Linked DNA regions of Mus musculus: regions 2 and 3 are each linked to region 1. The links are chromatin loops, found by intact Hi-C in ENCODE. Cell type or tissue: heart. All regions are shown on one strand. Region 1 has its middle 40 kb from the start of Col1a2. Region 2 overlaps Gm46948 (a long non-coding RNA gene). Region 3 has its middle 77 kb from the start of Tfpi2.

Evidence for each region. Hi-C counts contacts between places; a loop is a spot of excess contacts. Peaks named below come from ENCODE experiments on the same cell type or tissue, not always from the same donor. Only the 100,000 strongest peaks of a DNase experiment are listed, where the experiment ranks them.
Region 2: it touches region 1 in a loop (8-fold over the local background); 19 of 42 quality-filtered maps call a loop at or near these places.
Region 3: it touches region 1 in a loop (13-fold over the local background); 7 of 42 quality-filtered maps call a loop at or near these places.

What each region holds. Positions count from the first base shown.
Region 1 is chr6:4,544,858-4,547,357 of GRCm38, reverse strand. No RefSeq gene overlaps it. Among named protein-coding and RNA genes, the nearest start is that of Col1a2, 40 kb to the right of the region's middle. In heart, a CTCF peak has its summit at 1,418 (motif pointing right); no DNase peak of the experiment used is centred here; H3K4me3 peaks cover 577 bases.
Region 2 is chr6:4,406,353-4,408,852 of GRCm38, reverse strand. All of the region lies in intron 3 of Gm46948 (a long non-coding RNA gene), which reads left to right. Among named protein-coding and RNA genes, the nearest start is that of Gm33788, 17 kb to the left of the region's middle. In heart, a CTCF peak has its summit at 937 (motif pointing left); no DNase peak of the experiment used is centred here.
Region 3 is chr6:3,910,365-3,912,864 of GRCm38, reverse strand. No RefSeq gene overlaps it. Among named protein-coding and RNA genes, the nearest start is that of Tfpi2, 77 kb to the left of the region's middle. In heart, a CTCF peak has its summit at 1,394 (motif pointing left); no DNase peak of the experiment used is centred here.

The DNA of each region.
Region 1 (2,500 bases):
AATTATTCCAGACCTCTGTGTTATAAGGGAAAGTAGATCTATAATCAGTGATAAAAACCCATGAAGGAAACAATTATAATCAAATCATCCATGTTTCTTTGAAGTGGATATATTATATTGTCACTCATAGAGCCGGGCACAGCACCAGTGATAATAGGTGATTTAATGATGTTTAAAGCCCTTGAGTAAATTCATATAAGCCAAGAGAGTTCCCTGAGGACAGGAGTTTAATAATTATGATCATTTCTTGGGCTGATAATACTTGAGTTAGTATTTCCACGGCCAGAGTTTTTAGAAAAATCAAATTGAAAAACTCAAGTGTCAGTCGTTCAGCAGACGTGTGAGTTACAAGTGCACTGTGCAGAAGAAGTCCCCAGTCAGCACAAAGGCCAGCTCTAAGCTCTGGAACCTTCATTTCAAAACTGCATTATCTAATGGCACGTGGTAGCAACCACCAGCTTACAGCATGTCTTTATCTCTGTGGGCAATTCTCCTTTACATCATTTTTAAATTGTGAAGATGGGAAGGTTAGTACAAATTTATATATTAAATGTTTGAAGCTGTTAATAAAATCCAGGTATGTTTTTATTAGGTGGTGGAAGGTGGAATATAACTCAACAGATGTGGGAGGGTTTCGGGATTAGCAGGTCTCTCTATAGTAGGAGAAATTGATGTGTAATTGAAATCCAGATACGTTATCATTTAATCTCGCTATGCCTTGAGAGGATGGTACCCACGGAAGCTAACTGCTAGTTTTGACGGGGGAGTAAAGGTCTGTAGGTGGAGATTTAGCTCTTGTGAGAACATGGGTGGTCCTGACAGTCCAGTGTCTACTCTTTACCAACCTCACAAAGCAGTTCTGTGGTGCGCTGTCTCAGCCTCACAACTCAGCTGTCATCACTGAGCACACTAGGTGGAGATCACGAAGAGGATTAAAATGTGGATGGCTCCAAGTCCGAAGCCCTTGGTTTTGTCTTGCTCAGTTTTTATTTTTTTTCCCAACGTTCTCTTGACTCTCTTCAAAAATATCCTTTGCAATTTACCCTCCCTCTCATCCTCAATTTCTTTCCCTTGTTTAGATCCTCGGAGGTTGATTGCTTACTTCAACTCACCACAATTTGAGACAACTTCTGTAGAACTGGTTAGCTCTACATCCAGATGGTTGTTGTCCGTGGGACTTAACATCTGCCGCTTTGTGACTGCTTATCAATTCCCTGGGAGATTAGCGATTGATCTCCCAAAGAGAAGGCTACCAAAGGAGGGGACAGGCAAGAGTTAGGAGGGGAGGGGAGTGCATGGAAGTAGACCAGAAAGGAACTGGACAAAGGGGCAGGTAAGGACGAGGAAAGCTTTTGTTTCTCTTGTAGGAACTGAGTTTCCATTCAAATGATCTGCATTGGGGTATTCTACTATCCAGCCAGCAGGGGGAGCAGTGGACTTGGAGTGCCGTCCTGAGGGTCTTTGTCCGGGATCTTATCTTGCCTCTCAGTCGAAAACGATTGCTTCTGTTTTCTTCTTACCGTTTAATGGTTACTAGAGACGCTGGTTAAACCCTACATTCCAAAACAGCCCCCTCTTCAATGATACAGCGTATTTTGCATTGATACATTTAATACATGGTGATTGTCTGTTTGACATTTTTTTTCTAGATTCCAGCAGGTTCATTAATTCTGGTCCAAACTGTCTCTATAGCTTGGATTTAGAATAATTGTTTTGCTTAGGAGAATTCAGTTGAGGAGGCTACGTTATAAGACATTTGAAGTTTCGGGGAAGCAATTATTGTCTTTTAAAAAACAGGATCTTGCTATGCAGCACAGGATGCTGCACCCCACCATTCTCTCTCTCTCTCTCTCTCTCTCAGTTTAGGCATGCACTACCAGCATGGTTCTTAAAACCTTGTGGCCTTTTGTAGATTAAATGTTTGTTTACAGTCAAATAACTAAGAAACTCTTACTTTATCTAAAGGTGTATGCCAATGACTGATCTTCGTTTACTTCATTTTGCTCTTCTTTGCAGAGGTTCTAGGGATAGGTTCATTTTGATGTGACAAGAGTCCAAGATTGGTTGATCAAGCCTGTCTACAGACGGACAAAGGTCTCACTTCAGGGAAATGGAAGGATGAAAGAGAAATGTCTACTTTAGTTTGGATGAGGCCGGTTGGCTGCCTCAGACTTTAGGTGATCTGCGCGTTCTGCATGAGACATAGTAAGATACATGCTCTGCGTGAATGAGCAGCGCTAACTACATTTAAAATTCAAGACTCTCCCTAAATTGGAGAGCCAGGAGTTAGAAGTTAAATGAAAAGGCTATTGTGAGCGACTGGAAGAGAAGCGGGGTCGCTTTAAGCAGCATCTCTGTGCATGCCTACTGGGATACCCAGGGTTCTGTGACATGGATAGAGCAGACATGATAAAGAAGTGTGCAAAAGCCAGAATGTAAACTCTACCTTCCCCTAATTTCAGAGGCTTTCCCAAGACCTCCAGGCTAACAAACCCATGTT
Region 2 (2,500 bases), 140 kb after region 1:
AATTCTGGTTTTATTTAAAAAAAAAGTCATTGATTTCATGGAGAAGGTTAATATCCAGTAACCAATATTCAAAAACATTCCTCTATCTAACAAGCATAGCTGCATTCACTTACAGTTCTATATTCTAATTTCTTTAGGATGAAGTCATTAGAATTAAACCATCCTTGAGCTTATTATGATTACAATGGCTGCTGTAATCATAGTTAGTCATAACCATAATTGTCATCACAAATATAATGACTATTAAAATTAATTTAAATAACTCACTCTATCATTAATGTAATTGTTATTGCTAACTTTGTGCCCTCTTATAAACTGTGCAATAATGAATAATTGAGAGAGCGTTGGAACTGTAAATCATGAAGCCCAGTACTAACAGTACCAAAAGTTTACGTGTAAGTTAGTAACAATGCATTCTTCTCAATTCTAGTAGTTTTATGAACTACATTGACTTTCGTAAGTTATATCTTGCTTCAAAATTTATTTGAAATGACAGTAGAGACAGGTCTGTGCAAAACTAATAAGATAAGAAAGAATTAGGGTCCTAGGACTGCACAAAACTGCGTGGTGAAGGCCAGAGAAGAGAAAGGGATTTTCATCTCTTTCTTGGAAGTGAGTTTGACTACAGGAAGAATTTAGTGTTGGTGAAATTTTATCCCGCCTCTGTTCTTTTACATCCAGCTTCTATCACTGTCAGCAAAGCCCTTTGTGGTGGAATTCCACTGAAAGATGATGCCAATGGTGAATCAAATGACTATTTTGTTTCCACATAAGATCACTAAGGCAAAGGAAATGAACTCTGTTTACAGAGTGTTCTTGTCTCAAGCAGTTCTCTTGCTTACTGGTTCTCAGCATCTGAAAGGGCTCCATCCAGTAGTAGTAAAGGATGCTGGGGGAGAATTGTAGAGGTGGAAGTGTTTTATGCCCTCTACTGGCCAATTTCAGCATCACAACTTAGTACAGTAGTATGGTGTATGCGTTGGGTTCTATGGCCAGAGAGTCAAATATCCATATTGTCTCTTCATCTCCTATCATTCGTCCACTTGTGTCTTTAAGCACATTCGTAGTCTCTTAAGGTGCTATGGAATTCTATTCTCCTTCTTAAGACTCTTACACCTTTCTTTGTTTTTGAGGATTCCTTTAGAACTGTTTCCCGTATACCTATGACTTGACTGAAAGTACCACACTGTCCCACATAATGCTTATTATGGTTGTTAATTCTGTTGTTCCCCTCATGAGACCATCTTCTCATATTTTTCTTATCTTATTGCATTACTGCTAGTCCTTCAAGATCTTTTTCCGACACTGCTCTTCTCCCTCACTTTAAAAATGATAGGTATCAGTTATTTCAAACGTTCTTTATTTGTAACTCTATAGCACTAAATTTTTCTTTATTATCTATGGATCACTTACAATGGGCCAGACTTCACTGCAGATATTCAGATGAACATCTAAGGAAACGACTCTGATTAAAATCTGCCTTTACCCTGTATTTGGGGCTGAGCAATCACAACAATTGATTTTTCTATCTTTCTTTTCTTTTTGAGAAAAACCTCGAGGGAAGCTGCATTTTGGAATGAATTTGGTCTGTATTGTACAGCATGGTGACTATACTAATAACAGCACACTGTATACTTGAAAATCACCTTGAGGGCTCTGGTGTTCTCACCACAAAAGTGATCAATATAGAGATAATGTATATATTATTAAGCTTGTTTGAGTGACCCTACAATGTATAGGAATTTGAGAACATCATATTGCACACAGTAAATATTTACACAGTTAACATCAACTAATAAATGTATTAAATGAAATAAATTGACTTGTTGACTGTGAAATGCCATTGTAGAACACGATATTACAGGCAGACACATGAGTTATGGACGAGAATATGCATATACTTGAGAATCTTCAAATAGATATTTATGGGTCATTTCAAACTCACTACATTGACTCTGAGTCAGAATGGAAAGTGAAAAAAATCTGTGAACTGAGCTCTGGGGTCACTTGAATGCTGCAAAGAGAAGGGAAAAAATGAAAGAAACAAATAACAAGACTAAAGTGAGCCAGATAGAAGCCCCAAGGGACAGTGTCAAGTACAGAAGGCTTTTCATCAATGAACGCTGTACCCAATCTTGCTATTGGGATGATAAGCCAAGGAAGATGAAGTCTCAGAGGCCACCTGTGGCTCTGTGCTAAGGCAGGCACCAGAGCCATCATCAATGATTGACTCATCTCATCAGATGCCTGACCGAAGGACGCTCAAGAGAGAAAGTAAAGACAGCACACTCAAGCAATCTTAAGTAGCACTGTAGTATAAAAGAGGCGGGAACTTCAACCAGAGGCAGGAGGGGACATGAGTGTGCGGTCTTGCATTTGTTTGTATCATGATGATGATGATGATGAGTGATCTAGTTGAGACACAACACTTAGTGAGATTCGTGACACAAGAACTATACTCTCCGATAAGCACTATCCATTAACAGGTAAGAGAAGGATC
Region 3 (2,500 bases), 630 kb after region 1:
CGTACATTTACTAGCAAATTAAGAAAAAACACATTCTTTTAGAATGAATAAACTGCTATTTCTAGTGTAAATTCTTTTCATGGAGATTTGTTTGTTTCTTTTTTTGTTTAATCTGGTATAGTTTCCTTTTATACTTAAAAAATACTCTCATGTCTGTGAAGGGTTACTAGATAAAACCTCTTTTTGTCATATTTTATCTAGGAAAGTCTAATCCATATTGGTTACTGAGGTTTGGAAATTTAGGGTCAGTTTTATTTCTTTTTCAGCACTTTAAGGATATTGATCCACTGTTTTCTAGCTCTAATTATGTTTATGAGAAATATATAGTCATTCAAATAAATTTCTCTACAGAATGTTTTCTTCTTTATTTCTGTTTAGCAAATTGTTTGCCATGTCTTTAGGAATGGTCATATCTATATCTCTATTCCTACTTACTGCTTTGTATTTTTATATTTGTAAATTTATGCCTTTCATCAAACTCAAAGATTTTCCACCATTATATCTTCAATTATTTTTGTTCTATTATCTCAGCTCTACAAGGACTAACTGCATTTTTCTACAAATGTCCCTGATAACTTTTAGATACTTCTCCCCCCTCTACCTTTTCTTTTATTAATTTCTTTGAATTGTACTCAATTCCATCATTTTATTATTTTCATTTTAAAAATATTTTTCTTATAACTATTTAGAGCACAAAAATGTGCATATTATATTTATAAAATGCCTCTTTCTGCTTCTTATACTTTCTACTTTTGGTAAAATATTTTACATTCTCAGTCATAAAGTTCTCATAAAAATCCTTTTGAGCATATTACAATAGGTTTTTAGTCCTTAAAAAATATTGCAAAATCTATGTTGCCTTTGACTTAATGCATCAATCATAACCTGAAATATAATTCCCTATATGTCAAATCAGCTCGAATTGTACCTCATACATGGGGAATGTTACTACATATATACTAAATTCTGTTACAGTTCTCTGAAGATTGTTGGCATTTCTTCTAGGCTGGCTCAAACTCCACAGCCAACAACTTAAGAGTAGAGAGTTTTAAGTCTTAAACCAGGTCTTAGAGTCCTAAAGACACGGAGGTGCTTCTTATCCAACTATGAACAATTCATGGGAAGAGTGAGGTTTCAGAAGAGTTCATTCTTAGAATATGAGTTTGTGACTTGTGTTTTCTCCTCCACTGTTTCCCATGTTCTTCAAAGACCCTTTAACTGCATTCTGAGAATTGTTCTTTCTTAATCCACTCATGACATTGTCTGTGGGATGAACTGTACGAATGACAACAGATGATTCTAAGCGGAGGAGGCTTGTAAAGAGTTGTAGCGTTTACAACATTGCCTCCTAATATTTACTAAATGTTTACTTCACTGGCTCCCTCTTCTGTTTCTACAACAAAGTACAAGACCTCTAGTGAGCGTTGTGCTTTCCTCTCTTTTCTTCCTCTCATAAGGCATCTTTGAGGATACTTTTTTTCTTGGAACCTTTCTGTCCATAGTTGCATTTTCACCTCTTGTCAGCGTGCCTCCAAAGAAGGCCTCTCTTTCCAAGGTGTTCTCTTCCCAGAAGCACATTTCCCAAGAATGGTGTGCCTGGAGTACATACTTCCCATACTTAACGGACCAATCATTGTCTGGAAGCCAAGTTGTCTGATTGACCTTGGACTGTCTTCTTTGTTTCCTCTTCATTGGGATCATCTCTGGAATGGAACCCTGCTGCACTCTGTTCTATTGCTAACTTTGTCCCTGATCCTTTTCTGCTTATTACTTGCCCTAACCTCTATTTTAATTTAACTTCTAGGTGTGATTTGAAAGATTTCAGATATTTATTTAAGTAGGTAAACTGATGGTGAGAACAGGAAATAAAAACTAGCCAGACAGTCTTAAGGCAGAGAATCCCAAGAACAAATGGCTTTTCCTTGGTTCAAAACTAGAGATGTTCCACATTCGTAATTGCATCCTTGCCAAAGGTCACAGGTACTGAGAAGGAACATAGCTCAAATGTCTTCAGTTCTCAGACCAGAGTGGAGGTCCACTTTCTCCTTATTTCTCCTTTTACAGATACTTCCTATTCACCCTAGGAATGTCTTCCAAGGGTACTCAACTCCATTGCACATATGCACACACATACACATAAAAATTAAAACTCTTTAAAAAACAAAATAAAATAATTATAAGAAAAACATAACTCTCTTTGATCCCCAAATTTCATGGGCATGAACTCATAGACCATAAACATTGTGGGAGTTTTGTGTCAACATCTAGCACACTAACTCTTGAGTTTTCTCACACCAGAGGTATGAAAGAAAATCTCTGCCACACTCAAAATCACTGCAGTTTTCTTCAGCAATAGATTTGCATTATACCCGAATTCAAAGTAAAACATAATATAATGTAGGTACAGTCTACAAATAATATTTAAAAAACCCCTTTGGCTTTATTTGGAAAGATATACAGAAGTATATGAAATGGACGTGTGGGATTTAAATGATTTTTT